Regions from separate parts of the Homo sapiens genome. Here all the other regions are linked to region 1. The links are chromatin contacts, found by Hi-C or POLR2A ChIA-PET in ENCODE. All regions are on one chromosome and are shown on one strand. Each heading gives the region's core, a stretch centred on a gene start or an enhancer-like site at or near the end of the contact. The rest is flanking DNA. Distances are from core to core; before and after follow the strand shown. Region 1 holds the start of PRPF3 (pre-mRNA processing factor 3). Region 2 holds the start of SETDB1 (SET domain bifurcated histone lysine methyltransferase 1). Region 3 holds the start of PSMD4 (proteasome 26S subunit ubiquitin receptor, non-ATPase 4). Region 4 holds the start of GABPB2 (GA binding protein transcription factor subunit beta 2). Region 5 holds the start of C1orf56 (chromosome 1 open reading frame 56). Region 6 holds the start of PIP5K1A (phosphatidylinositol-4-phosphate 5-kinase type 1 alpha). Region 7 holds the start of SEMA6C (semaphorin 6C).

Region 1 (3,784 bases), core at 996-3,495:
CTCCCAAAGTGCTGGGATTACAGGCGTAAGCCACCGCGCCCGACCCTCTATTCTCTTTTGTTGGTTTACCTGCCTGTTCTTACGCCAGTACCACACTGTGTCTTACACATTACATTTAATCCTCACGATACCTTTTTGAAGTAGAGATTCTTATTCTATAATTGAGGAAACAATCTCAGAAAAAATTACCTGAAGGAAACACAGCTAGTAACCGGAAAGCTACAGTTTAAATGTATCCAATTCTAAAAATTGGAAATAAAATCAGTTTTGTTTTGTCGAGATGGAGTCTCCCTCTGTCGCCCAGGCTGCAGTGCAGTGGCGCGATCTTGGCTCACTGCAACCTCCACCTCCCGGGTTCAAGCAATTCTCCTGCCTCGGCCTCCTGAGTAGCTGGGATTACAGGTGCCCACCACCACACCCAGCTAATTTTTGCATTTTTTTTAGTAGGGATGGGGTTTCACCATGTCGGCAGACTGGTCTCAAACTCCTGACCTCAAGTGATCCACCCGCCTCGACCTCCCAAAGTGTTGGGATTACAGGCGTAAGCCACCACACCTGGCCTAAAACCAGTTTCTAGAAACACATTTCTCCATAGGGAATTGAACGCAGACTGTTAGAAGCACCAAAACAAAATAAATTTACAACAACCCTGCAATGTTGAAACTCATTAACCCATTCAACAGACTTTTTGAGTGAATATTTTGTGAGACATTGGTGTTAGAAGCTGTAGGTGGGGAAACTGATTTGTGAATAAGTTGAGCAGTAGGTTCAAACTCCCCCAACTTGTTCCTTCAGAGCCAGGCTTTATCCTGTTATGTCGTGCTGCCCCATCAGGGAAGGTGGGGCTTGGTATGTACATTGTTATCTTTAGATACAAAAATCTCCTACTATCTGGGGAATGTGAATAACCTCCCTGAAGAACAACTGCATCTTCTAGTCAGCCTACCACCAAGAAGACATTTTGGAACTTTAGTTTGGATAGTTTATAATATAAAAATAATGGAATTTTTTCCATTTCTCATATAAGAAATTGTGTCATAATACTGGACAATCTTTTTCCAAACTATCTTTGTCCACACACATGTTGTTATGAATCATCGATTTAAAGAGTCAGTAGGGGCCGGGCGCGGTGGTTCAACCCTGTAATCCCAGCACTTTGGGAGGCCGAGGTGGGCGGATCACGCGGTCAAGAGATGGAGACCATCCTGGCCAACATGGTGAAACCCCGTCTCTACTAAAAATACAAAAGTTAGCTGGACGTGGTGGTCGCGCGCCTGTAGTCCCATCTACTCGGGAGGCGGAAGTTTCAGTGAGCCGAATGCACTCCAGCCTGACGACAGAGCGAGACTCCGTCTCAAAAAATAAAAAATAAAAATAAAAAATAAAGGGTCAGTAGGTTAGAGCCTCATTTTGGAGAGAAGTTAATATATAGACCTATTGATAGAATGGAGAAAACAATACTGGTAGGTCTCACTTGTCATTTATTGAGCCCAAAGTGCTGGGATTACAGGCGTGAGCCACGGCGCCCGGCCTGACACCACTGTTAAATTAGGGAGAAAGGGTTTACTTTCTACCAGAAAGGCTGTGTTTGAACACAAACGCAGAAGCCTCGCTCTTCATTCTAGCCTAAGTTTACTTTTGCGCACTTATTCTCCATATGAGGAAAACAGCAAGTAGCCCAATTTCCGCTTCAGGAAGTTAAAGACATTAACTTGGCAGAAATCGGCCGGGCGCGGTGGCTCACGCCTGTAATCCCAGCACTTTGGAAGGCTGAGGCGGGCGGATCACGAGGCCAGGAGATCGAGACCATCCTGGCTAACACGGTGAAACCCCGGCTCTACTAAAAATACAAAAAATCAGCCGGGCGTGGTGGCGGGCGCCTGTAGTCCCAGCTACTCGGGAGGCTGAGGCAGGAGAATGGCGTGAACCCGGGAGGCGGAGCTCGCAGTGAGCCGAGATCGCGTCACTGCACTCCAACCTGGGCGACAGAGCGAGACTCCGTCTCAAAAAAAAAGCTAAAAAAAAAACCTTGGCAGAAATCTAGCTAATAGGTTTAGCCTGGGAAATAGAAAGCAAGGAAATTGCTCAGGGAAACTTTTCGGTTCTGCGACGCATGCGTTCAGCCTCCAAGAAAGTGGCAAATACGGCTGCGCGAATTGGCGGCCCGGCCCTCCTTGGTCACGTGTTGGGAGACAGCGGCGTGGCGGCGGCGGTGGCGGTAGCGACGGCACGCCGTAGGGCGGTCAGAAGGTTTCCGGTTCCGGTGTAACGTTCGGGCTCCGTCTCAGGGGCTGAAGTTTGTGAGGTGAGTAGTGGCCCCGGGCCCACAGAGGGTAATTCCAGTCCGCGCCACTGTGGCCGGGGACTCAGTCCAAGGGGAGGACCGAAGCGGGAGGGTTCAGCGGGAAGGAGTGTGAAAGGAGTACCTGGTTTGGTGGGAGAAGAGGTTGGAATGAGATTGTTGAGAGGAAAAGGGCGGGGGCGGGAAGGAGACCGGGTTGGGAGACCAGCTCTGGGGTGAGGAGTTTAGGTAGAACAAGGTAGAGTAAGAGACTGGTTGGAGTGACGGAGAGAGTAAAAATGAAGATTAGCGGGGGAGTGGGGGGCTGCAGAGGGAAACTCAGGTTGTAGCAAACAAGAGCACGGAGTAAGGAATTCCTTCTGAAGACTGGATTTGGATTCTGCTGCCTGCTCATTGAGAGGAGAGATCATTGTACCTCGCTTTCCTTCCGCACCCCCACTACCCCCGCACCTCGCAGTTATTGTTGAGCATTTGATTAGTGACAAGGCTAATTACCGTTTGAAACTTTTTTATCCATTGGCTGTTTAGTTTGCACGTCATCTTATGGAGGTAACAGTGGCACCTCATTTATTGCTTTGGGCTTTCAAATTGCTTATACTTTCTAGCCTATCATTCAATTCTAGTGGAATATAAGACCCGTTAAGGTGAGGACTCTTGTTAGTTTTGCTCACTGTTTTATGTATCCACCGCACCTAGTACATTGCTTGACACTTAGTAGTTACTCAATAAATATTTATTGAATGAATTAGGATGTAAATATGGCAGTACTCATTTTGTAAGATGGTAAACTGTGGCTCCAAAGAATTACTTAACTTGCCCAAGGGCTTGTAAATGGTGGGGCTCAGTGTCCCAACTGTTTCTGTGTGAACTCTTGTTTTCACTTTCTATGGCATCTGGATATGCCGCTTTTGTGCAATACATGTGTAATATGTAGAAATTGGTACGCTGTATGTCTACTCATTGTGGGGTAATAGAACCACCATAGAATTACTCACGTAACTTGTCACTGAGGCAGAAAATCTTTCAGTCTTAGTTTCATCACTTCAATCTACTAGCTTCCTTTGGATATACCAAAAGTGAGTCTATTTGGCATCAAGTCTTATAGACTCTAGTATAGAGGCTAAACTTACCAAGAATGTAGAAGTTAATCAGACTGGATTTTTTGGAGAAAAGATGTCTTAAAACATCTTGAAAGATGATTCCCAGATCTTTGATAAGTGGCACTGCTGGGAATAGCTGAGCTTGGAAATTGAGGTCAGTCAATTTATTGACTCCCATTTAGACACCTTTTTTTTTTTTCCCCGGGACGGAGTCTTGCTCTGTCGCCCAGGCTGGAGTGCAGTGGTGCGATCTCGGCTCACTGCAACCTCCGCCTTCCATGTTCAAGGGATTCTCCTGTCTCAGCCTCCAGAGTAGCTGGGATTACAGGTGCAGGTCACCACGCCCAGCTAATATTTGTATTTTTAATAGGGATGCGGTTTC
Region 2 (3,887 bases), core at 324-2,823, 600 kb after region 1:
GGAGGCCGAGGTGTGACGAGGCCAGCCTGGCTAACACGGTGAAACCCCGTCTCTACTAAAAATACAAAAAATTAGGCGGGCGTGGTGGCACGCGCCTGTAGTCCCAGCTACTCGGAAGGACGAGCCAGGAGAATCGCTTGAACCCGGGAGGTGGAGGTTGCAGTGAGCCAAGATCGCGCCATTGCACTCCAGCCTGGGCGATAGAACGAAACGCCTTCTCAAAAAAAAAAAAAAAAAAAAAAAAAAGGAAAAAAGCACATATTATTTTACTCAAATTCCATTTTGGGAAATCTTTTCTTTTTGTTTTTTGTTTTGTTTTGTTTTTGAGACGGAGTCTCGCTCGGTCACTTAGGCTGGAGTGCAGTGGCGCGATCTCCTCTCACTGAAGCCTCTGCCACCGGGGCTCAAGCGATCCTCCCCCCGCCTCAGCTGCGGAGTTGCTGGGACCACAGACGCGAACTACCACGCCTGGCTTTTTTTTTTTTTTTTTTACCTTGTATTTTTAGTCGAGATGGCGTTTCGCCGTGTTGCCCAGGCTGGTCTGGAACTCCTGGGCTCTAGCAATCCTCCCGCCTCGGACACAAAGCGCCCGGCCTGGGGAATCTTTTCTACAGAAATAAAAGTACTACTTCAAAAGGATGTTTATTTTTATTGTTGCGCTATTTGTCGGGGCTGAGAACGGAAAACAATCTAAACAATCTAAACTATTCAGGTGTCAAAAATACAAGTTATTGGTTTTTTGTTTTTTTGTTTTTTTTGGTTTTTTTGAGACGGAGTCTCGCTCTGTCGCCCAGGCTGGAGTGCAGTGGCGCGATCTCCGCTCACCGCAAGCACCGCCTCCCGGGTTCACGCCATTCTCCTGCCTCAGCCTCCCGAGTAGCTGGGACTACAGGCGCCCGCCACCACGCCCGGCTAACATTTTTAGTACAGACGGGGTTTCACCGTGTTAGCCAGGATGATCTCCATCTCCTGACCTCGTGATCCGCCCGCCTCTGACTCCCAAAGTGCTGGGATTACAGGCGTGAGCTACCGCGCCCGGCCAAAAATACAAGTTTTACCTTTTTTATTGGCTTCAGGTAATGTCCACATGTTAAATGAAAACAACAAAAATCCAAATACAGAAACTCGTACATACAAGACTGGAAAATGAAGCTGTATTACCTGAAAGGAGCGGAGTGGTGATGGGGCAAGAGAGAATATTATCACGTTTTTCTTATTACATCTTGATAGCCTTTACAATTTGTATCACTTATGTAACAAAACAAACTCAAGTAAAACTGAGAGAATAAAGCTCTGAACCTATGAGCGTTTCCCTAAGTCTTTACACAATGAATATAGTAATGGGGCCACTAGTCGAGGGTGGTAGGAGCGGCGGAGACTCGGTAATATACTGGCCACGCCTACTCTGCCCTGCCAGTCTCTTCTCACGTGTGCCCCTGGAAGGCTCTGCCTTAACGCATGCGTAGTTACCTTAGTTTTCGTCGCCTCTGAGGGGCGCCCCGCGGCTTTGGATTTGACCCCGTCAGGCTACCGTCGCGGTGACCGGAACGGCACTAAAGGTTTGCTTCCGGGCGTTTCTTTTGCTTCCCCTTCCCTCTTTCACGCTTCCTCCCCTCCCCCTCCTCCCTTATCCCTTCGCTTTCGCTCTTTTCCGTCGAGGCCGACCCCTGAGTTGTGAGTCTGGGGTCTGGTTGGTGAAAAAGAGCCCTTGAAGCTGGAAGACGGGAGGTGCGGGGAATACTGTTGAGTTATTTGGTGACCAAAGGCTTATCTGGGACGTTTTGTTTGTGGGAGGGGGTCGGGCGAGGGTGGGAAGGAAGTCTTCCCCAGAGGCGAACGGGGGCGGGGCTGAACTGGGTTTGCGAATGGGTAGGACGCACCCCTAGAATGGGTAGCACGGGGGTGGGCTGGTGTGTGGGCAGAGGAAAATGGAGGCGCTGAAAATCAGATTTTCTTTAACCGTTTGATTAAAAAAGCAGTTCACACGAATGTGTGAAGTATTTGGATTGTGGATATTAGGTACCCACGTTTTATTCCCAGGTTGCTTTACTTCTCTGTACTTTGGGGGAAACCTTTTTGCTGCAAGCTTTCGTGTGTTTGAATATCATAGACTTTTTAAAAAGTAAAATTCCACATGGAAGCAAAGTAATATAAGGGGAACAAGTAATGAAAGAGAAAACACTGAGTTAGTGAGTTCCAAATCAACTCCATCCCCAGGTGGGGTTTTGTTTAAATTAGGCATAGCATACAAAGATTTATCACATTAGTTAAGGAACACATATAGACCACAAAAATATCTTATAGATTGGTTCTCTTCAGTATCCCAAAAGATTATTTTTAAAGTTCGGTTTGTTTTGAGACAGGGTCTCACTTTGTCACCCAAGCTGGAATGCATGGCGCGAACATAGCTCACTACAGCAGCTACTCCTGGGCTCAAGCGATCCTCCCACTTCAGCCTCCTGAGTAGCTGGAACTAAAGGCGTGCACCACCACACGTGGCTAATTTTTGTATTTTTTTGTAAAGACGAGTCTTGCCATGTTGCCCAGGCTGGTCTTGAACTCCTGCCCTCAAGCGACCCTCCTGCCTCGGCCTCTAAAAGTGCTGAGATTACAGGTGTAAGCCACTGTGCCAGCCCAAAACATTATTTTCAGTAGCTCTCTACTGCTTAATGAATGTTCTCCATGCCGTCTCAAACTCTTAAATCTTTTTCAGGAGTGTTAGCGTACAGCAGAAGATAAGAACTCTTAAAAATCTCAGCATCAGATTCTGGAGAATAGGGAGGGAGAACATGGAATATTTGAATAGAATAACAGGCAGCAGAGTAGGAATTAGTTTTATTAGGGAACTGAAATTCTCTATTGATTGATTGTAGTTATAAGGACTCCAATTTAATTTGTTTTCTGTTCCATGCAGAGGACAAAAGCATGTCTTCCCTTCCTGGGTGCATTGGTTTGGATGCAGCAACAGCTACAGTGGAGTCTGAAGAGATTGCAGAGCTGCAACAGGCAGTGGTTGAGGAACTGGGTATCTCTATGGAGGAACTTCGGCATTTCATCGATGAGGAACTGGAGAAGATGGATTGTGTACAGCAACGCAAGAAGCAGCTAGCAGAGTTAGAGACATGGGTAATACAGAAAGAATCTGAGGTGGCTCACGTTGACCAACTCTTTGATGATGCATCCAGGTGAGAACTCCATGGAAAATAGAAGGAAATCTCTCCATTGGGAGATGTTTTTAGAGAATAATTGTTCATGACATTGAACCAAGCATTTTATTTTATGTTTTGAGACGGAGTCTCGCTCTGTCACCCAAGCTAGAGTGCAGTGGAGTGATCCTGGCTCACTGCAACCTCCACCTCTCGGGTTCAAGTGATTCTCCCACCTCCCCCTCCCGAGTAGCTGGAATTATAGGCATCCGCCACCACACCCAGCTAATTTTTTATATTTTTAGTAGAGACAGGGTTTCACCATGTTGGCCAGGCTGTGTACCAAACATTTTATACTTTATGAAGTACAGATGTTTAGAACCTTACTCTTCCTCAAAGTTTATGGTCAAAAATCTGACCTTACAATCAGCCGTAAATATAATTTTCATCTGTCAGCAGCTAATACATGATCAGCAGTAAGGGAGTCCAAGTCTTAAGTCCTTTCCCCTTCTTCCTCCTGTGCTCTATCTTAGAACAATTGCTTCATTTCCCTAGTAAGATCATCCAGGGAGTGAGGATTGTAAAGAATTTCTGTCTTACGTAACTCTGAAGCATTAGTAAGTTCCCATACCCCCAAAAGATTTGTTTCTGGTGCTCTAGTTGTCACTTAGAATACATTGTTTTTAAATTTATTATACTTTAAGTTCTAGGGTATATGTGCACAACGTGCAGGTTTATTAC
Region 3 (4,023 bases), core at 1,245-3,744, 930 kb after region 1:
AGCCTCCAGAGTAGCTGGGACTATAGGCACCCACCACAATGCCCGGCTAATTTTTGTATCTTTAGTAGGATGGGATTTCACCATGTTGGCCAAGATGTTCTCGATCTCCTGAACTTATGATCCGTCCGCCTCGGCCTCCCAAAGTGCTGAGATTTCCCAGCCTTGGTTTTCTTTTTTAGTCTTGCTCTGTTACCCAGAGCAATCTCAGCTCACTCTAGCCTTGACTTTCTGGGCTCAGGCGACTTTCCTACCTCAGTCTCTCAAGTAGCTGGGACTACAGGCTGGCACCATCACAATCAGCTAATTTTTGTATTTTTTTGTAGCGACGGGGGTATCCAGGCTGGTCTCGGACTCCCAACCTCAAGTGATCTGCCCACCTCGGCCTCTCAGTGCTGGGATTACAGGCGTGAGCCACCGTGCCCAGCTGGCCTTCTTTTTTTCATTATGGGAATTTCCAAACCAAAAGTAGAGTAGTATGGTGAACCACTATGTACACATAACCCAGCCTCAATAATTATCAACATAAATAAGACCAGCGTGGCCGGGTGCAGTGGCTCAAGCCTGTAATCCCAGTTTTCGGAGGCTGAGATGGGAGGCCAGGAGTTAGAGGTTGCAGTGAGCTATGTATGATTGCACCACTGCTGCACTCCAGCCCAGTGAGACCTTGTCTCTTTTGTTTTACTTTGAGACCCTGTCTCAAAAAACAAAACTATTTGTTTCTTCCAGAGGATTAAGTTAAATCCCAAACTTCATATACTTTTTTTATCTATGAATACAACATATAACCCTTAATAAAGCCTACTTTTATAAGGGTGATAACTTTAACACTATTATCATGCCTAAAAAAATTGCTTAATATCAAATATCCAGCTGATGTGATGGCTCACGCCTGTAATCCCAACACTTTGAGACTTTTTTTTTTTCAGAGATGGGGTCTGGCTATGTTGCCTACGCTGGTCTCGAACTCATGCGCTCAAGCCATCCTCCCACATCAAAAAATTAAAAACAAATTAGCTGGGCTTGGTGGCATGCACCTATAGCCCCAGCTACTCAGGAGGCTGAGGCAGGAGGATGGCTTGAACCCGGGAGGTGGAGATTGCAGTGAGCCGAGATCAGGCCACTGCACTCCAATCTGGGCAACAGAGCGACACCCTGTCTCAAACAATAAAACTTTGTAGAGACGGAGTCTGGCTGTGTTGTCCAGGCTGGTCTCAGACTCCTAGCCTGAGTTGATCCTCCTGCCTGGGCCTCCCAAAACGCTGGGATTATAAAACCTAAGCCATTGCATCAGGCCTTGAATGTAATTTTTGATTAACCAAAACGGTTTAGTGGTTTGTTCTTTGGCAGATTAGTTAATATAATTGAGTTGTCAAATCTTTTCCGGGCTCTGTACTGGGCTTAGGGAATTGTAAAGATTAAGACACGTTGCCGGCCAGGTGTGGTGGCTCACGCCTGTAATCCCAGCACTTTGGGAAGCTGAGGTGGGTGGATCATCTGAGGTCAGGAAATCGAGACCAGCCTGGCCAACATGGTGAAACCTCGTCTCTACTAAAAATACAAAATTAGCCGGGCATGGTGGAATGCCCCTGTAGTCCCAGCTACCTGGGAGGCTGAGGCAGGAGAATCCCTGGAACCCAGGAGGTGGAGGTTGCAGTGAGCCGAGATCGAGCCACTGCACTCTAGCCTGGGTGAAAGAGCGAGACTCCTCCGTCTCAAAAAAAAAAAAAAAAAAAAAAAAAAAAAAAAAAAAAAAGGCACGTTGCCCACCCTTAGTTAAACGAGGGAGGAGATAAATATACAAATAAATTCAATTGAAGGGTATAAGGGCTTGTTGAATTAAAATTCTACAGGGAACTGAGGGCTGTAGAAAGTCATTAGCGATCCCGACACTTTTTTTTTTCTTTTTTTGAGACGGAGTCTCACTCTGTCCCCCAGGCTGGAGTGCAGTGGCGCGATCTCGGCTCACTGCAATCTCTGCCTCCCGGGTTCAAGTAATTCTCCTGCCTCAGCCTCCCGAGTAGCGGGGATTACAGGCGTGCGCCACCATGCCCGGCTAATTTTTTGTATTTTTAGTAGAGACAGGGTTTCACCATGCTGGCCAGGCTGGTCTCGAACTCCTGACCTCGTGATCCGCCCGCCTTGGCCTCCCAAAGTGCTGGGCTAACAGGCGTGAGCCACCGCGCTCGGCCGATCCCGACACTTTTTTAAAATGCCGAAGCCGGAATCGACACAGCACTTTCAAAGGTTCCTCCATAGCTCCCCTGAGATCCGGCCAGCGGGAAACCCCAACTGAGAACTGCAATGGCAGGGAAAGTGGAGGCTAGATCCTGTTTTTTGTGTTACCGCGATTCCCTTCAACTACCCTCAAGACGCCTACAAATTTGTTTGGCGGCACCTACAACTCCCAGAACGCAACGTGGGGGACGGAGGCGGAAGCAGCTGGCCAAGCCGAGGTCTGTGATTGGTGAAGAGCGACGGGCCAATTGGAGGAGTTGTTGTTAGGCCGTCCCGGAGACCCGGTCGGGAGGGAGGAAGGTGGCAAGATGGTGTTGGAAAGCACTATGGTGTGGTGAGGAGCTACTTCGGGGCAGGAGGGGCAGAGCTGGGTTCCGGGCGCGTGTAGCGCCAAGGCAGGGAGGGCCTGGGGTGGGGGCCAGGGGCTCATGGGCGAGAGGCGGCCCTGGCCCCGGAGGTAAGGAGCCCGCTGGACTCCCTGAGTCATCCCGGGGCCCTGGAGTGGCGGATAGTCCCGGGTTACCACTGTTACCCCCAGGGGGACGGTCATTGACTGGTCATTCCTGCTTCCTTTCTCTGTTCTAGCGCCGTCTTCTCTAGAGCAGCCCGGGTCTGTCTTTAGCTACAGTTCTGCTTTTCGGACTCATCGTAATAGTTTTCTGCCCTCCTTTCTTTGCAAAATAACGTCTATTAGGAAAATAGATTATTAATCCCTTCCTCTCCCCATTCCCTCGTCTCTAACTTCATTACCTTTCCCTGTATCATCTTCAAAGGTACCATTTACAGATTGCTTTTTATGTATCAGTCATTTTGTTTATCTCACTTATACCTCACAACCACACCTTAAGGTAAATTATCTCTCCATTTTACGGTTCAGGATACCGAGTCTCAGCGATTTTAAGTGATTTGTCCAAAATCATACAGCTAGTTAAGTGGTGGAGTCAAGATTTAAACCCACGGCTGTCTGACACAAAGGCTTTATCCGGTGAGGTAGCTCTCTTTGTCAGTTTCAGGCTTGGGCTGAGTACCTATTACGAGTCACATTAGAAGAGGAGGACATAAATTTTTGCAGGGTTTCAAGAGTTCCTTCTAAGTGTAATCACTGAATGTAATACAGAATAGTTGACGAACACAAATCACCGATTGGGTGAAACAGGCACCTATGAGATTTCTTCTTTTTATTTTCTCGGGGGAGCATAGCATTGCCAGATAACATACAGGATGCCCAGTGAAATTTGAGTTTCAGATAAACGATGAATAATTTTTTTTTGAGACGGTCTCGCTCTGTCTCCCGGACTGGAGTGCAGTGGCCCAGTCTGGCTCACTGCAGCCTCCGCCTCCCTGGTTCAAGTGATTCCCAGTGATTGAACTAATTTACACTTGCACCAACGATAGAACAGTGTTCTCTTTTCTCGCAACCTTGCCAGCATCTGTTATTTTTTTAGTTTTTAGTAATAGCCATTCTGACTGGTGTTAGGTGGTATCTCGTTGTGGTTTTGATTTATTTGCATTTCTCTAATGATCAGTGATATTGAGGTTTTTTTAATAGGCTTGTTGGCTGTATGTATATCGTCTTTTGAAAAGTGTCTGGCTGGGGCGTGGCTCAGGCCTGTAATCCCAGCACTTTGGAAGGCTGAAGTGGGTGTATCACCTGAGGTCAGGAGTTACTGACCAGCCTGGCCAACATGGTGAAACCCCATCTCTACTAAAAATACAAAAATTAGCCAGGCGTGGTGGTGGACGCCTGTAGTCCCAGCTACTCCAGAGGCTGAGGTGGGAGAATCGTTT
Region 4 (3,525 bases), core at 332-2,831, 750 kb after region 1:
CAAACAGAATGTAAACGGGAATGAGACAAGACTCCAACTCTCAAAAGAGAAACTGTAAATACCAATATGGATAGGACAGAATTGGGCAGTGTACTATAAATAAGGATGACACTATACCCTAAATAAGGATGATCTAGAGAAGTCCCCAGGTGGGAGAAAAAAAGACAAATCCTCCCTCTAGGCCATGAAAAGCCCACATCTAAAGACGGTCCCAGTCTAACGAAGAATGGGGCCAGGAAGGATAAGTAGTGCGTCCTTTTCTATTTTTACTGAGTTTTGAAGGGCCCCTTCAGAGTCCTTCAGCCATGGCAATTGGTGGGTGGAGACAGGGATCAACTGTTTGGTAAATAAAGTGACTAAATGGATTTGCAAACTCATGCTCCATCCTCTTGCAGGCCTCCAAAAAGAAATGACTCAGGCCGGGCGCGGTGGCTCACGCCTGTAATCCCAGCACTTCGGGAGGCCGAGGCGGGCCAATCACTTGAGGTCAGGAGTTCGAGACCAGCCTGGCCAACATGGTAAAATAAAACCCCATCTCTACTAAAAATACAAAAATTAGCCCAGCGTGGTGGCGGACGCCTGTAATCCCAGCTGCTGGGGAGGCTGAGGCAGGACAATCACTTGAACCCGGGAGGCAGAGGTTGCAGCGAACCGAGGTCACGCCACTGCACTTCAGCCTGGGCGACGGACGAAGCGAGACTCCGTCTCAAAAAAAAAAGGCCGCGCGCGGTGGGTCACGCCTGTAATCCCAGCACTTTGGGAGGCCGAGGCGGGTGGATCACGATGTCAGGAGATCGAGACCATCCTAGCTAACACGGTGAAACCCCGTCTCCACTAAAAATACAAAAAAATCTCCGGGCGTGGTGGCGGGCGCCTGCAGTCCCAGCTACTCCGGAGGCTGAGGCAGGAGAATGGCGTGAGCCCGGGAGACGGAGCATGCAGCGAGCCGAGATCGAGCCACTGCACTCCAGCCTGGGCGACAGAGCGAGACTCCGTCTCAAAAAAAAAAAAGAAAGAAAGAAAAGAAATGACTCAGTTATTTGTTTCACTGTTCTCACTGACAGCTTGGCTCTGGGGTCCTTACATTCGGCCTGTAACTGGAAAAATGTGTCCATCAGGCACCAGAACCCAATGCACAAAGCCAGGAACGTCCCAAACAGCTGCAGCCGAGGTTGGGATAAGGAAACGAGGCTTTCCTGTCAAACTAAACCTGGCCGCCCCGGACCCCGAAGAAGCAGCCAAGAGTTAAGACGCAATCTGCATGACTGACGCACGCTCCGAGTCTCCCTCAGCAGTTCGCCAGGTTCTTGGCGCCAACACCAGACCTAGGATCCGTCCCCTGCTGGAACTATTCAGACGCGCAAGATACGTAACCAGCAGTCCTCCGCCCCGTTAAATAGTCCTGCCTAGCATGCCTCGGTGACGCACTTTTCCACCTCAGAAGTGCCTCAGCAGAAAGGCGATGAACCTCGGGGGTGCATCATCTTTCTGTTAGAATGGGAGCATGAGTTTTCTGATCATTTTCCCTTCACAGATTCCTCCGCCAGAAATCTTACTCGCGGCGCCTTCATTTCCGGGTCCGCCATTTTGTTGCCTCTGTTTCTCCACGAGGGGGGGTTAAAGGCCCCCAAAACATGCACACATGAAAAGGGCAAAAAGTAACCGTCCTTGACAGGGAGTCTTAACTAGAGAAGGAAACGGGACTAAACTGGCGGGCTCCGTGGAAGCGTGGCCGGCAGCGTCCCGGACGAGGAGGTGAGGAGGAAAGAAGAGATGTGTGGACTCCGGGGGGCGTCAGGGCTGGAAAGGAAAGTGCCGTGAGAAGTCACACCGCTTCCCAGCCCAGCCTCGGACTTCTGGGTGCAGACCTCGCGGCTCCCCGTCACTGAAGCGGGGGCAGCGGCGGGAGGGGGACGGGGAGGAAGGGGATGCTGTCGGGAGGAAGGGGAGGGGACTGGAAGGAGGTGAAGAAGGGGGTGGGTGTAAGACCTGGGGCTGGGGAGCTGGACCAAGGGAAGCCCAGGCCGCGGAGGTGACCACTAGGGGGCGGCGCGGAGCCGGGGCCGAGGCCTGTCGCCGAGGCTGAGTTTGGCCCCCTGCCCCAAATTGGTTCCCATCTTTCAGACAGACATTGGTGTGAGGAACTGTAGGGTTTATGATAGAGAGGGAAACGGCGACTCTCATTATCTGACCCAAATAATGACCTGAAAGATTACTAGTGAACTCGGTAATCTGAATGAGAGCAGTACGGGCCCCGCCTCTGCTTTTTTGCTCTTTTTTTTTTTTTTTTCAAAACTGAGTCTTGCTCTGTCACCCAGGCTGGAGTGCAGTGGCGCGATTTCGGCTCACTGCAACCTGCAGCTCACTGCAACCTCCGCTTCCCGGGTTCAAGCGATTCTCCTGCCTCAGCCTCCCGAGTAGCTGGGATTACAGGCGTGCGCCACCATGCATGGCTAATTTTTGTATATTTTTAATAGAGACGGGGTTTCACCATGTTAGCCAGGCTGGTCTCGAACTCCTGACCTTAGGGGATCCCCCCGCCTTGGCCTTCCAAAGTGCTGGGATTGCAGGCGTGAGCCACGGCTCCCGGCCTCGCCTCTGCTTCTTTCACAGTTGTTTGTACAGCTGGCCGCCCAGTGGGGACTTGAGCAATACTAAAAGAACCATAGATTCTTCCATTGCAATTCTTTCCGTTGGCTGTCTCCTGTTTTCACATACTTCCTTGAGCCAGAGGTCATCCCATTCCTCTCCCTTTTCCCAAAAGGGCTTTCTCTCTAGGGGGTCCCCCCCAACCCAACGTCTTTGGAAAAGGACAGTCTATGGCTTACTATCAACGATGTAACAAAATTTTGGCCATCCAAGACCATATTTTCATCTAATCACTTGGTCCACCCAATCCAGTAGAGATGTTCTTAGGCATGTATTTTCACACGTGCTTTGATGACAATAAAGAGAAAACTGCCCCATCCAGATTCTTAAATAAACAAAAGTAATTACTCTAATTATCTTGGATAATAGAGTACTTTGTTGTCAAGAGCTCAAGCACTTCATGAATTATTAAAACACACACTTATTGAAAGGTTTTGGCCGGGCGCAGTGGCTCACGCCTGTAATCCCAGCATTTTGGGAAGCTGAGGTGGGAGGATCCCTTGAGCCCTGGAGTTCTAGACCAGCCTGGGCGAAATAGGGAGACCCCTGTCGGTACAGAGAAAAAAAAATTATTTTTAATCAGCTGGGCGTGGTAGTGCCCACTGGTGGTCCCAGCTACTCGGGAAACTGAGGTGGGAGGATCGCTTGAGGTCGAGGCTGCAGTGAGCCGTGATTGCACCACTGCACTCCAGCCTGGACCACAGAGTGAGGCCCTGTCTCTTTAAAAAACAAACAGGCCGGGCGTGGTGGCTCTGGCCTGTAATCCCAGCACTTTGGGAGGCCGAGGTGGGTGGATCACCTGAGGTCAGGAGTTCGACACCAGCCTGGCTAACATGGTGAAACCCCATTTCTACTAAAAATACAAAAAATTAGCCG
Region 5 (3,860 bases), core at 126-2,625, 730 kb after region 1:
CCTATACATATAAGTGCAGAGGCAATAAGGAATAAAGGAATAATCACAGTGCAGAGGAGATTCAGACTGGCCCTAGAAATTAGGAAGAGATGTGTTGGCAGTGAACAGATGATATCCAGTGGGGGAGAGGGTGTTAGGGAGCAAAAGTGCTAAATGATGACTCAACCCAATCATCTAGCTCTTCCAATTCACCTGGCTTCTCTCCCCAAACCAGAAAATAAAACCCAAGTCCTACCCCCTGAACCACTTCTCTCCTCCCCCTCTCCCTCTCCTAGGCTGGACCGGGATCTCCATGGCTCAGGAGGGACATAGCACAGGACTGGATAAAAGGCCTTAGAACCAGTTAGTGATCTGCCTACACCTGAATCCCTGAAACATCTGAACTGTTTTGTAAATCATCTTATCCCCAACCTCAGTACCACCGGATCTTCACTTCTCAGTGGGATTTTGTCCTTTGCATGACCCTACTTTCAGCAGGGCTTTGAGGCTGGGAAACTGATCTGCTGGGTGACTTTCATTCCAGTTGCTGGGACGGAAGGCTGAATGTAGGGTCATTTTGTATGGGATATGCAGAGCTCTGGGTTTTTTTGTTTTTTGTTTTTTGAGACGGAGTCTCGCTCTGTCGCCAGGCTGGAGTGCAGTGGTGCGATCTCGGCTCACTGCAACCTCCGCCTCCCGGTTCAAGCCATTCTTCTGCCTCAGCCTCAGCGAGTAGCTGAGACTACCGGCGCACGCCACCACGCCCAGCTAATTGTTTTGTATTTTTAGTAGAGACGGGGTTTCACCATGTTGGCCAGGATGGTCTCGATCTCTTGACCTCGTGATCTGCCCGCCTCGGCCTCCCAAAGTGCCGAGATTACAGGTGTGAGCCACCGCGCTCGGCCAGAGCTCTGGGTTTTAATCCTACTTTAGCTGTAGAACCTTGGGCAAATAACTTCATCTTTTTGGGTCCTAATTTTCCTCCTGTCTAACTGGAGGGACTGTGATCCTTCCACCTTGGATGGAAGAGGCTTACCTGACAGCCAGCCTGCCTGCTGGGAGCCAGGAGAGTCAGCTCATTAAATCTTGAAGAACCGCTGTATGCCCTTTTTCCTTCTAAGTCATGTCTGCTGCCTGTGAGCCTGGGAAGGAGTGCTTTCAAAACCTGTATTTTTGCCCTCTTTAGTAAATTTAGAACTGTAGAGGCTAATAAACTGCGATGAGACATTTAAGCTCTGCTCCAAAGAAGTGAACGACTCTTTCACCACCCCTTGCATCCCAAACCTTCGGTTCTGGCAGAGTTCTTGCCGCAGAGGTTCCTTAGGAGCACCCCGCGCGGCCCGCGCGAGCGCGCCTGCGCGTCGAACCCCACCCCCTTCCCCGCGGGCCTCGGTTCAAACGACCCGGTGGGTCTACAGCGGAAGGGAGGGAGCGAAGGTAGGAGGCAGGGCTTGCCTCACTGGCCACCCTCCCAACCCCAAGAGCCCAGCCCCATGGTCCCCGCCGCCGGCGCGCTGCTGTGGGTCCTGCTGCTGAATCTGGGTCCCCGGGCGGCGGGGGCCCAAGGCCTGACCCAGACTCCGACCGAAATGCAGCGGGTCAGTTTACGCTTTGGGGGCCCCATGACCCGCAGCTACCGGAGCACCGCCCGGACTGGTCTTCCCCGGAAGACAAGGATAATCCTAGAGGACGAGAATGATGCCATGGCCGACGCCGACCGCCTGGCTGGACCAGCGGCTGCCGAGCTCTTGGCCGCCACGGTGTCCACCGGCTTTAGCCGGTCGTCCGCCATTAACGAGGAGGATGGGTCTTCAGAAGAGGGGGTTGTGATTAATGCCGGAAAGGATAGCACCAGCAGAGAGCTTCCCAGTGCGACTCCCAATACAGCGGGGAGTTCCAGCACGAGGTTTATAGCCAATAGTCAGGAGCCTGAAATCAGGCTGACTTCAAGCCTGCCGCGCTCCCCCGGGAGGTCTACTGAGGACCTGCCAGGCTCGCAGGCCACCCTGAGCCAGTGGTCCACACCTGGGTCTACCCCGAGCCGGTGGCCGTCACCCTCACCCACAGCCATGCCATCTCCTGAGGATCTGCGGCTGGTGCTGATGCCCTGGGGCCCGTGGCACTGCCACTGCAAGTCGGGCACCATGAGCCGGAGCCGGTCTGGGAAGCTGCACGGCCTTTCCGGGCGCCTTCGAGTTGGGGCGCTGAGCCAGCTCCGCACGGAGCACAAGCCTTGCACCTATCAACAATGTCCCTGCAACCGACTTCGGGAAGAGTGCCCCCTGGACACAAGTCTCTGTACTGACACCAACTGTGCCTCTCAGAGCACCACCAGTACCAGGACCACCACTACCCCCTTCCCCACCATCCACCTCAGAAGCAGTCCCAGCCTGCCACCCGCCAGCCCCTGCCCAGCCCTGGCTTTTTGGAAACGGGTCAGGATTGGCCTGGAGGATATTTGGAATAGCCTCTCTTCAGTGTTCACAGAGATGCAACCAGTAAGTGTTTGGTGATGAGCCAGGGTCTTTGTTGACGGATCTGAAAAGTCCTGGTATCTAAAACCCAGTTGCTAAGCCAGCCAGTGTTGCTTACATGAACTGTTACTGACTTACCTGGTTATTGATTCATAACATGCATTGGTTATTCACATTGTTAGCCATTGATTCCACCTATTATTTATTGAGCAACTACTGGTTGGTCATTAGGTAAAATGTCTTACTGCTCATTAGGTGATTATTGACCAAATAGTTAAGATTGGAAATATTTTTTTTTTTCAAGACAAGAGTTTCACTCTTATTGCCGAGGCTGGAGTGCAATGGCGTGATCCTGGCTCACTGCAACCTCTGCCTCCCAGGTTCAAACAATTCTCCTGCCTCAGCCTCTTGAGTAGCTGGGATTACAGGCACCCACCACCATGCCCGGCTAATTTTTTTTTTTTTTTTAGAAGAGACAGCATTTTACCATGTTGGCCAGGCTGGTCTAGAACTCCTGACCTCAAGTGATCCACCCGCCTCGGCCTCCCAAAGTGCTGGGATTATAGGCATGAGCCACCATGCCTGGTCTTGGAAATTCTCTGTTTTTTTCACAGACAAGATCTCGCTATGTTGCCCAGGCTGGTCTTAAACTCCTGGGCTCAAGCAATTCTCCTGCCTCAGCCTTCCAAAGTGCTGGGATTACAGGCATGAGCTACTGTGCCCCTGACCATAAGACTTTTTTTTCGAGACAGGGTCTCTCATCACTCAGGCTGGAGTGTGGTGGCGCAGTCACAACTCACTGCACCCTCCATCTTCTGGGCTCAAGCAATCCTCCCACCTTAGCCTGCTGAATAGCTGGGACTACAGACGTGCACCACCATGCCTGGCTAACAAGATCTCGCTATGTTGCCCAGGCTGGTCTCCAACTCCTGAGCTCAAGGATCTGCCCACCTTGGCCTTCCAGAATTCTGGGATTACAGACATGAGCCACTGTGCCCGGCCCATAAAGTCTTTTTGATGCACAGATAATTAACAGATATGAAGGATCTTAATCAATTAATAGTTTTGACCTAATACAGCTTAACAGCAACAAGTGCCAAAATTTGAGGTCTTACTATGTGCACTTTACCTGAATCGATCCTCACATCCTATGAGGTATTATTATCCCTGCTTTTCAGATGAAGAAACTGAGGTTTACAAAGCTAGTAAGTGGCAGAGCCACGAGATTTAAACCAGGTTTGACACCAGTGCCCACTCTCTTCACCACTACCATTTGGGAGTACTGTCCTTCCAGGACAAGGAAGGATAGTCCTCTGCTTTTCCCAGAATTAGCAAAGGTTCTGATTGACTTGATAAGGTAGTCTCAATTGATACGGATGATAGGACTTTGAGGAGGGAAAGGTAATA
Region 6 (3,913 bases), core at 1,242-3,741, 880 kb after region 1:
CTAATTTTTTGTATTTTTAGTAAAGACGGGGTTTCACTGTGTTAGCCAGGATGGTCTCGATCTCCTGACCTCGTGATCCGCCCGCCTCGGCCTCCCAAAGTGCTGGGATTACAGGCGTGAGCCACCGCGTCCGGCTACACTATCCGATTTCTAAAGTAACTCAGGAAATGGTAGCAATCCTATGCCTTTTCGGAAAACAAGGATAATTTATTCAACAAATATTTATTTATTGAATACCTATGAGCCAAATCCTGTGCTCAGTGTGCCCCTCACTAGTTCCTGTCCTGTTTAGTTGAGTGGAGGGTATAGGTACAGGGAATTATAAAATACTTCAACACAACAAAATTCCACTGCTGTGGAATTACAAACAAGATTTTGTCTACTTTCGGTGCCCAAAGGAAGACGAATAATCCAGCAGGTGGCAGCAGGGAAACAATTATCTTAGATCTTCATAAGGGAGGAGTAGAAGGCTGCAGTAAATGCATGGGGATTTTTTTTTTTTTTTTTTTTTGAGTTGGAGTTTCGCTCTTGTTGCCCAGGCTGGAGTGCAAAGGCGCCATCTCGGCTCACCGAAACGTCTGCCTCCCAGGTTCAATCAATTCTCCTGCCTCAGCCTCCGGCGTAGCGAGTAGCTGGGATTACAGGAATGCTCCACTACGCCTGGGTAATTTTGTATTTTTAGTAGAGACGGCGTTTCTCCATGTTGGTCAGGCTGGTCTTGAACTCCCGACCTCAGGTGATCCGCCCGCCTCGGCCTCCCAAAGTGCTGGGCTTACAGGCGTGAGCCACTGCGCCCGGCCTTTTTTTTTTTTTTTTTGAGACTGAGTTTCGCTCTCGTTGCCCAGGCTGGAGTGCAATGGCGCGATCTTGGCTCACTGCAACCTCTGCCTCCTGGGTTCAAGCGATTCTCCTGCCTCAGCCTCCCGAGTAGCAGGGATTACAGGCACCCGCCACCACGCCCAGCTAATTTTTTGTATTTTTAGTAGAGACGCGGTTTCACTATGTTGGCCAGGCTTGTCTCGTACTCCTGAGCTCAGATGATCCACCTACCTCGGCCTCCCAAAGTGCTGGAATTTCAGGCGTGAGCCACGGCGCCCGGCCTGCATGGGGATATTCTATGGATGTTCGGGTCCTAGGTTACTTTATGAGGACCCACAAGACATCTGGAAAGAGGATAACCAGGTCATTCTGGGGGTTACAAAACCTGTTTTTTTTGTTTGTTTGTTTTGTTTTGTTTTGAGACAGTTTCGCTCTGTCGTCCAGGCTAGAGTGCAGTGGCGCGATCTCCGCTCACTGCAAGCTCCGCCTCCCAGGTTCATGCCATTCTCCTGCCCCAGGCTCCCGAGTAGCCTGGGACTACAGGCGCCCGCCACCACGCCCGGCTAATTTTTTGTATTTTTAGTAGAGACGGGGTTTCACCGTGTTAGCCAGGATGGTCTCGATCTCCTGGCCTCGTGATCCACCCGCCTCGGCCTCCCAGAGTGCTGGGATTACAGGCGTGAGCCACCGCGCCCGGCCACAAAACCTGTTTTAATGGAGTTATTTCATGGGCCATGAGTTTGAGAGGATCTATCTGACCGACTCTTACCCCGAATGTTTTACCATTCCTCTTTATTTATTCATTCCACAGATAATTATGGAGCCCCTACTATGTACGAAGTCACTGGAGGAGCTGGAGATACAAGAGTGAACCAAACACAGTCCTTGCTCCCCAGAAGTTTTACAGTCTGCTCAGAGAGACTGGTCTTCCCACCAGGGTTCATAGCCTACGGGGTACTTTGTTAAAAACGAGCAGTTACTACGAAGACTACAATGGGAGAAATTTTTCTGTGTATCTCCATGCCCTTTGGAGCACAGATAATTGACAGTTGGAGGCTAAAGGGGTTGGGTCGCGGGAAGGTTGTGATAAGTCCCTGATAGCCTCCCGTGCCCTTTTTTGACAGGTCTTCACTGATTCATGCATCAAATATTTACTGAACTCCGTCACTGTGCAGTGCCTAACTTTGTGCTTGAGGCAAACAAAACACAGATCTATTTCGAATGCCATTCCGAGGAAGGTAAGACATGCACGCACGTTTAATCAAATAGTAAACAAGAGTAGTAAAACAGGAAAAAGACTAAGAAGAGTTCTTGGTGGTATTAAATGTTTTGTGATATTCGACACCTTAACGTCTCTGACTTGACACCAGTACTCCCGCAGAGAGTTCTTTCCTGGGTTAGGAATTTCAGAGGACTTGGCGGACCGACTCTTGTCCCGAGTTCAGATCACTCGACCCAGTCCTAGCAAAGAACTGAACCTAAGAGGACCTGCCGAGCCACCGTAGGGACTGTCGGCCAACCCGCGCGCGCACATCTTCCACCCGTGGACTCGTCAGGGCGTGAGGACCCACCTCACGTGACCATTAGCAGCCTCCCGATTGGTTTTGCTCCTTTTTTCTCCCCAATGAGTGGGCTGATGCCCCGAGAAGGTCGGGCGCATGCGCAGTGCTCGGATTTTTTGCTTGGCTACCCGGAGTGAAGCGGCCGGGTTGGGCGATTAACAGGCCGTGGTTAGGAAGGACGGAGAAGGGGCGTTCGCTCCTTTGGGACTTTTCATGCCTCGTTTTTTTTTCAGATGTGGCTTGGTCTGGGCGCAAGGTCCCAGCAGCCAGCTTAAGCTTACTCTTCTGTGAAAGGGGAAAGTATCCCCTGTGGAAAGCGGTTAAACTTGTGGAGGGGGTGCGGGACGTGAGTTCTTCCCCATGCCAGGCGAATGGTGTGGCCTTGAGCTGGTCCAGGAGCCGGCTCGACGTGTCTGAGGGAGGCCCCGGAGGGGGCGGGGAGGTGGCCCACAGAACGCGGGTTCTGTAAAGAGACGTTGGGAAGATTCGATTCCGAGAAGAGGAAGAACCGGATTGAAAGAGAGCCAGGCCGCTGAGGGGGAGGGGGCTGCTAAGATGGCGTCGGCCTCCTCCGGGCCGTCGTCTTCGGTCGGTTTTTCATCCTTTGATCCCGCGGTCCCTTCCTGTACCTTGTCCTCAGGTAAGCCCGGCAGGGCGTGGGTAGGGAGCTGGTGAGGAATATGCGATGGGAGGAAGAGCGAGACCTAAGAGGGTACCTGTAGCTGGGAATGTCCTACGTGTTACCGGTAAGTGGGCGCGAGCTGGGCTTTCAAATAGGGATTTATGAGCGGGCAGGAGTTTGAGGAAAGGATAAGTTTGATTAAGAAGTTGTCGAAAACTTTGGTTGTCTTTGAGGAGGACGGATGGAGATTGAAGGTGGGGGTAGGGTGGCCCGGCGCGGTGGCTCACGCCTGTAATCTCAGCACTTTGGGAGGCCTTGGCGGGCGGATCATTTGAGGTCAGAAGTTCGAGACGAGCCTGGCCAACATAGAGAAATCTCGTCCCTACTAAAAATACAAAAATTATCCGGACAGTAGTGGCGTGCATCTGTAATCCCAGCTACTTGGGAGGCTGAGGCAGGATAATCCCTTGAGCCTGGGAGGCAGAGCTTGCGGTGAGCCGAGATTGGGCCACTGCTCTCCAGTCTGGGCGAGAGAGTGAGACCCTGTCTCAAAAAAAAAAAAAAAGAAGTTGCGGTAGGAAACAAGAGAAACGGAAGGGAGTAGAGAAACTAAGAAAGTAAATGGAGGCCTAAGAAGTAGAGAGAACTACTTAGTGTGAGAGGCAGGTGGAATCTAAGTTGATTGTGGGCTAATTGGATGAAAATGTTGAAGAGAAGCCATGGGACTTAAAAGATATCGAAAAGTTATTGGACGCTTTCGATTTCTGGAGAGGTAGGGAATCGTGAATTTTGTTGGGTGGGCGGGAGTTGTTGAAGCCATCTTTTCCCTCAGATACTCCCCCCTAATGTGTCACCCCTTCTCACTTCGCACCCCCACCCTTAGGGCCGCACAGGCACACAGACACACATA
Region 7 (3,646 bases), core at 377-2,876, 830 kb after region 1:
AGACTCAACTATGATACACCTTTAAGAGGGCTTCTTGTAGCTGTTTCTGGGAAGCAGCATCTGGTCAGCTCCTCAACTCCTGGCCTGGAGAAAAGATCACTCTGCCCTGGAAGAATCCGAGCTGCTTCACACACCCCATCTGAAGCACATGGGAGAGACCTGGCCGACTCTCCCCTTTCCAGATCCTCCCGTTGCTGGGAAGAGGAAACAGCCCTTCTCTCTCCTGGCCCCGAAGCCACCTCTGGGGAATGGCTGGGGTCACAGCCAGAGTCTAGGAGAGCTGTGGAAGGGATGGAGAAGGGGAGACTGGGCTGGGGACAATAGCAGGAAGCCTTTGGGCTGGTCGCCCGCCCCAGTCCACCTTCCTCAGAGGGAGCAGGGTCGCGCCAAGGAGCCTGTGGAACCGGAGCTTTCCTTTCTCCAAGCCATTTCCCCCACTCTTAGCTCTTAGCCCCACACTCAGCACCTACCCTCCTTCCCACCCAACCCCCAACCAGGACAATCCAGGTGTCTAAAGCCTCGAAAAGAGGTGGGCCTAGGGCCAGGGGCTCGACCTGTCTCCCCCTCACCGGATCCGGGGCTCCGAGGAGGGGCCGGTAGCAGAGTCTGGGCCGGGACCGGGTCCCAGAGCCACGTTAGCGAGAGGAGGGGCTGGAGGGGCCTGCAGGCGCAGACGAAGAGGGGATAGGAGCGGGGGTTGGGGAGCGGAGGCGGGTCTCCCAGGCCAGGGAAACAGGGCCAGAGGCTGAGAACCGACGAGGGCGGGCCTGAGGCCGGCGCTCAGTGGGGACCGTGGGCTCAGGAGGCAGTTGCCAGCTCGGATGTCCTCCTTGGGAGACCTCAGTCTAACAAAGCCCCGGGCCGAGCGGGCTGAAGGAAGGAGATAGGCGCTGGGACCGATGTTGCTCGAGGGCCCCATTCGCCGCCTCTTTGCACGAGCCAACCCTTCAGAGGGTGCTCAGATTCCGGCTTGCACAAGGACAGAGGAGCACCCGTGACACAAAGTCCGGAACGATGCGTCCCTCTTCCCATCCCTTCAGGGGCGTCAGGAGGGTCTAGTTCTCCGTGGGTCTCGGAGCCCTAGTTTCCTTGCTGGGAAAGCAAGGGGCCAGGTTTTCCACGCTCTCTACGGAGCGCGCCTCAAATAATCCCTTTTCGCGCTTCCCAGTCCAGCGGGATGCGACTCGACGAAAGCCCAATTGAACGAGGTGCCCAGACTCTGCTCTCACCAGTACAGTTACGGGGCTCGGCCACTGTCCCTCCTTCCTCCCTGCACCCCAATTTCGTTGACCCTCTCCGTCAGCCAGGCACACCGGGCGCCGACACCTCCCTGGTCCCCTAGCGCTTCAGAAGCTTGCCCCCCGCCGGCCGCGCCCTCCTGCTCCCTCCCCGCCTCCCCGCAGCCCCTTCCCTGCCCGGGGTACTTGCTCCAGGATTCGGGTCAGCGGGATCGAGATCGCCGCGGGCGGCCAGCGGCCACGCGCTGCGCTGAGTTCGCAATCCGTGGTTGTGCTCAGGCGAGATGCGATGAGCGTCCGAATTGGATGGTGCTTGAATTTGGGTTCCAGGGCGCTGTCGGGAGAGCCCTGGGTCCAAGTCCAGCCGCGGATCCGCGGAGGAAAACAATGCGACCGCCCGGGGCTCTGGGCTCGGCCCCAGTGGCCCCGCCCGCCTCCCAGCCGGGCCCACCTCCTGCCCGCCTTTGGGTCGCCGCGACTAATCCCGCCCTCGGAGGGCGGCTAGACACCGCCTTCTCGTCACCTCTCCGCCAATAGTGCTGCCCGGGGAGGGGCGCCAGGAGCACCGTCCACCCAGAGGGCCAGGCCGGGAGGCTGAACTGGAGACCAGAGACAGACGCGAGATGGAGAGACCCACGGACAGTCGCCGACACCGGGCAGAGGAAGAAATACATACAGAAGCAGAGACAGGCTGGCACAGGAGAGGCTCTGGGGAGAAATTTCCCAAGAGAGGAAGAGGAGCTGGGAGGAGAAACAGACAGGAAACCTGGGAGCCTCGCGGGGCTGGGCTGGGCTGTCAGAGCCTGCGCGATCCGTCCTCCCTTCCCCTCCTATACGGCTTGGGCGACCTTGCTCCCGAGGGCGCATCCCGCATCTCCCTGACTCTGCCCCCAACTCTCTGTTGCTCCTCTCTATGCGTTGTCCCTCTGTCTCCTTATTTCTCCCCGTAGGCCTCCTCTGGTTCGTCCTGACCCGGATAAGGAGGCCTAGCATGCGCGTGGGGGCTGGAGGCCTGGGAAAGGAAAGGAAGGTGTCAGCAGGAGGTTTCCCTTGTTTCCATGATCTCCTCCCCTCCCACCTCTACAAAGCAGCATGAGTTTGGGCCACTATGGCAAGAACTAGCTAGCAGTCAGGCTGTTGGGTAATGGAAGAGGGCAGGTGAGAGAGGCTGAAGCCAAAACAGATGTGGAAATCAAGACTAACTGACTCAGAGAAAGGCACAAAGAGTAGCAACGCTAAGACTTGATAAAGTAACCCACACAGCCTTCCTGCCCCACAGACATACGTCCCACCTTTCCTCAGAGGACCGTGACATCCCTCCAAACAGCAAAACTGCCCCTTCTCCCTCCCCACCCTTCATAAAGCCCCTGGGAATGTCAGTGAGGAGGAAGAATAAACTACTACAGACAGGATTGCTTGGTACCTTGGTATTGCCTGGTAGGATTCTTCTCTATGTGGGGCTGGGACAAAAGACATTCTCAAAATTCTCCAGGAAAGTGGGTGGCCTGGGAGACACTGGCATTCTCAGATAGTTTTATCTGACTGAACACTTCTACCCACATCTTGGACTCTGGACTAGAGGAAAGGAGGGGGAAGGGGTTTGCCACTTTAGGCCAGCCTTAACTGGACTGTGATCAGGGAGGGGAGTATCAACAACTAGGCTAAGCCCCACAGCGAGTACACAAGAGACCTAAACATACACACACATGTGCACACGCACATACAGAGAAAGAGAGAGACAGAGAGACAGATTTAAGGCCAGGTGAACCAGTAAGATGAACAGTAACTCAGTAAAGTCAGATCTAAAAAAAATAGAAGAAGATAAACAGGGACAATATCTACACAGAATTAACGGCCGAGGGATCTTGGGTCCAAGGCAATTCAACAAACTGTCAGACAGTTGGGGTTGTTTTAAAGGCTGGAAAGAAATTTTCAGAGAAAGACACCTCAAAATACAGAGGCACTGAGAGGTTAAAAGAAATCTCCTCAGCTCCTAGCACAGGGTTTAGGTACTCAGATACATGCTTATGGAATAGATTAGTGAGTGGGGATTAAGGTGTAATTCATTTAAAGTTTTAGGACCCAGCTCAAATCTCAGTTCAATCCAGTAAGTATTAAACACTTACTTGAGACACAATCTACTACACAATCCACTGTGGGTTGTGGTTCCAGACTTTAAGAAAATGATAATATATTTGAATTAAAATAAGATTTGCACATACTAAACTATTAAAAAGTCTAAACTATTAAAAAGACAGTACTAAATATTAAATATTTAATAGTACTAAACTATTAAAAAGACAACACCAAGTCTCAAAAGAAAAGCTACATTGAACATAAATTTCCAAATGTGCAAAGAAGACAATAAATATTCTCCGAAGACTGCACAGAAAGATGCTGGATACATT

What was found. Hi-C counts contacts between places; a loop is a spot of excess contacts on that map. ChIA-PET counts read pairs that join two places held with the same protein, here RNA polymerase II (POLR2A). Pooled maps may share reads with other maps.
Region 2: a loop to region 1 is called in a pooled map, with 17 times the contacts of the local background. The contact joins the promoter of SETDB1 here to the promoter of PRPF3 in region 1. A Hi-C loop is called at or near these places in 1 of 37 single-sample maps with no recorded cell type and 10 of 50 pooled maps. POLR2A ChIA-PET finds 5 or more read pairs at or near these places in 4 of 52 experiments (GM12878, K562, PC-9 and 1 more).
Region 3: a pooled map shows a loop between it and region 1 (9-fold over the local background). The contact joins the promoter of PSMD4 here to the promoter of PRPF3 in region 1. A Hi-C loop is called at or near these places in 4 of 50 pooled maps. POLR2A ChIA-PET finds 5 or more read pairs at or near these places in 3 of 52 experiments (H1, activated T-cell and naive thymus-derived CD8-positive, alpha-beta T cell).
Region 4: a pooled map shows a loop between it and region 1 (9-fold over the local background). The contact joins the promoter of GABPB2 here to the promoter of PRPF3 in region 1. A Hi-C loop is called at or near these places in 7 of 50 pooled maps. POLR2A ChIA-PET finds 5 or more read pairs at or near these places in 3 of 52 experiments (Panc1, T-cell and activated CD8-positive, alpha-beta memory T cell).
Region 5: a pooled map shows a loop between it and region 1 (3-fold over the local background). The contact joins the promoter of C1orf56 here to the promoter of PRPF3 in region 1. A Hi-C loop is called at or near these places in 6 of 50 pooled maps. POLR2A ChIA-PET finds 5 or more read pairs at or near these places in 3 of 52 experiments (GM12878, H1 and activated B cell).
Region 6: a map of CD8-positive, alpha-beta T cell shows a loop between it and region 1 (8-fold over the local background). The contact joins the promoter of PIP5K1A here to the promoter of PRPF3 in region 1. A Hi-C loop is called at or near these places in 1 of 168 maps with a recorded cell type or tissue (CD8-positive, alpha-beta T cell) and 4 of 50 pooled maps. POLR2A ChIA-PET finds 5 or more read pairs at or near these places in 1 of 52 experiments (WTC11).
Region 7: a pooled map shows a loop between it and region 1 (6-fold over the local background). The contact joins the promoter of SEMA6C here to the promoter of PRPF3 in region 1. A Hi-C loop is called at or near these places in 5 of 50 pooled maps. POLR2A ChIA-PET finds 5 or more read pairs at or near these places in 2 of 52 experiments (HEK293T and activated CD4-positive, alpha-beta T cell).

The regions. Positions count from the first base shown.
Region 1 is chr1:150,319,288-150,323,071 of GRCh38, forward strand. It overlaps PRPF3 (pre-mRNA processing factor 3), which reads left to right and starts at 2,246. Exons shown (of 16, transcript NM_004698.4): 1 at 2,246-2,305. RefSeq lists enhancers at 1,360-1,925, 2,055-2,104, 2,295-2,344.
Region 2 is chr1:150,924,790-150,928,676 of GRCh38, forward strand. It overlaps SETDB1 (SET domain bifurcated histone lysine methyltransferase 1), which reads left to right and starts at 1,574. Exons shown (of 22, transcript NM_001366418.1): 1 at 1,574-1,728; 2 at 2,915-3,185. The coding sequence starts at 2,926. LOC107985204 (a long non-coding RNA gene) reads right to left here and starts at 1,552. Exons shown (of 3, transcript XR_001738231.2): 1 at 1,471-1,552.
Region 3 is chr1:151,252,240-151,256,262 of GRCh38, forward strand. PSMD4 (proteasome 26S subunit ubiquitin receptor, non-ATPase 4) reads left to right here and starts at 2,495. Exons shown (of 10, transcript NM_002810.4): 1 at 2,495-2,569. The coding sequence starts at 2,544. RefSeq lists an enhancer at 2,387-2,576 and a silencer at 2,617-2,756.
Region 4 is chr1:151,069,180-151,072,704 of GRCh38, forward strand. It overlaps GABPB2 (GA binding protein transcription factor subunit beta 2), which reads left to right and starts at 1,582. Exons shown (of 9, transcript NM_144618.3): 1 at 1,582-1,755. It overlaps MLLT11 (MLLT11 transcription factor 7 cofactor), which reads left to right. Exons shown (of 2, transcript NM_006818.4): 2 at 1-365. RefSeq lists enhancers at 1,097-2,031, 1,455-1,664, 2,032-2,966 and silencers at 1,865-1,944, 1,975-2,134.
Region 5 is chr1:151,046,376-151,050,235 of GRCh38, forward strand. It overlaps C1orf56 (chromosome 1 open reading frame 56), which reads left to right and starts at 1,376. Exons shown (of 2, transcript NM_017860.5): 1 at 1,376-2,477. The coding sequence starts at 1,473. It overlaps BNIPL (BCL2 interacting protein like), which reads left to right. Exons shown (of 10, transcript NM_138278.4): 10 at 276-1,345. The coding sequence ends at 312. RefSeq lists enhancers at 1,704-1,753, 2,034-2,273.
Region 6 is chr1:151,196,061-151,199,973 of GRCh38, forward strand. PIP5K1A (phosphatidylinositol-4-phosphate 5-kinase type 1 alpha) reads left to right here and starts at 2,492. Exons shown (of 16, transcript NM_001135638.2): 1 at 2,492-3,021. The coding sequence starts at 2,937. LOC124904419 (a long non-coding RNA gene) reads right to left here and starts at 2,465. Exons shown (of 2, transcript XR_007066620.1): 1 at 2,391-2,465; 2 at 2,047-2,280. RefSeq lists enhancers at 2,590-2,789, 2,890-2,969.
Region 7 is chr1:151,145,005-151,148,650 of GRCh38, forward strand. It overlaps SEMA6C (semaphorin 6C), which reads right to left and starts at 1,627. Exons shown (of 19, transcript NM_030913.6): 1 at 1,429-1,627. It also overlaps a transcript of LYSMD1 not described here. RefSeq lists silencers at 1,375-1,834, 2,045-2,104.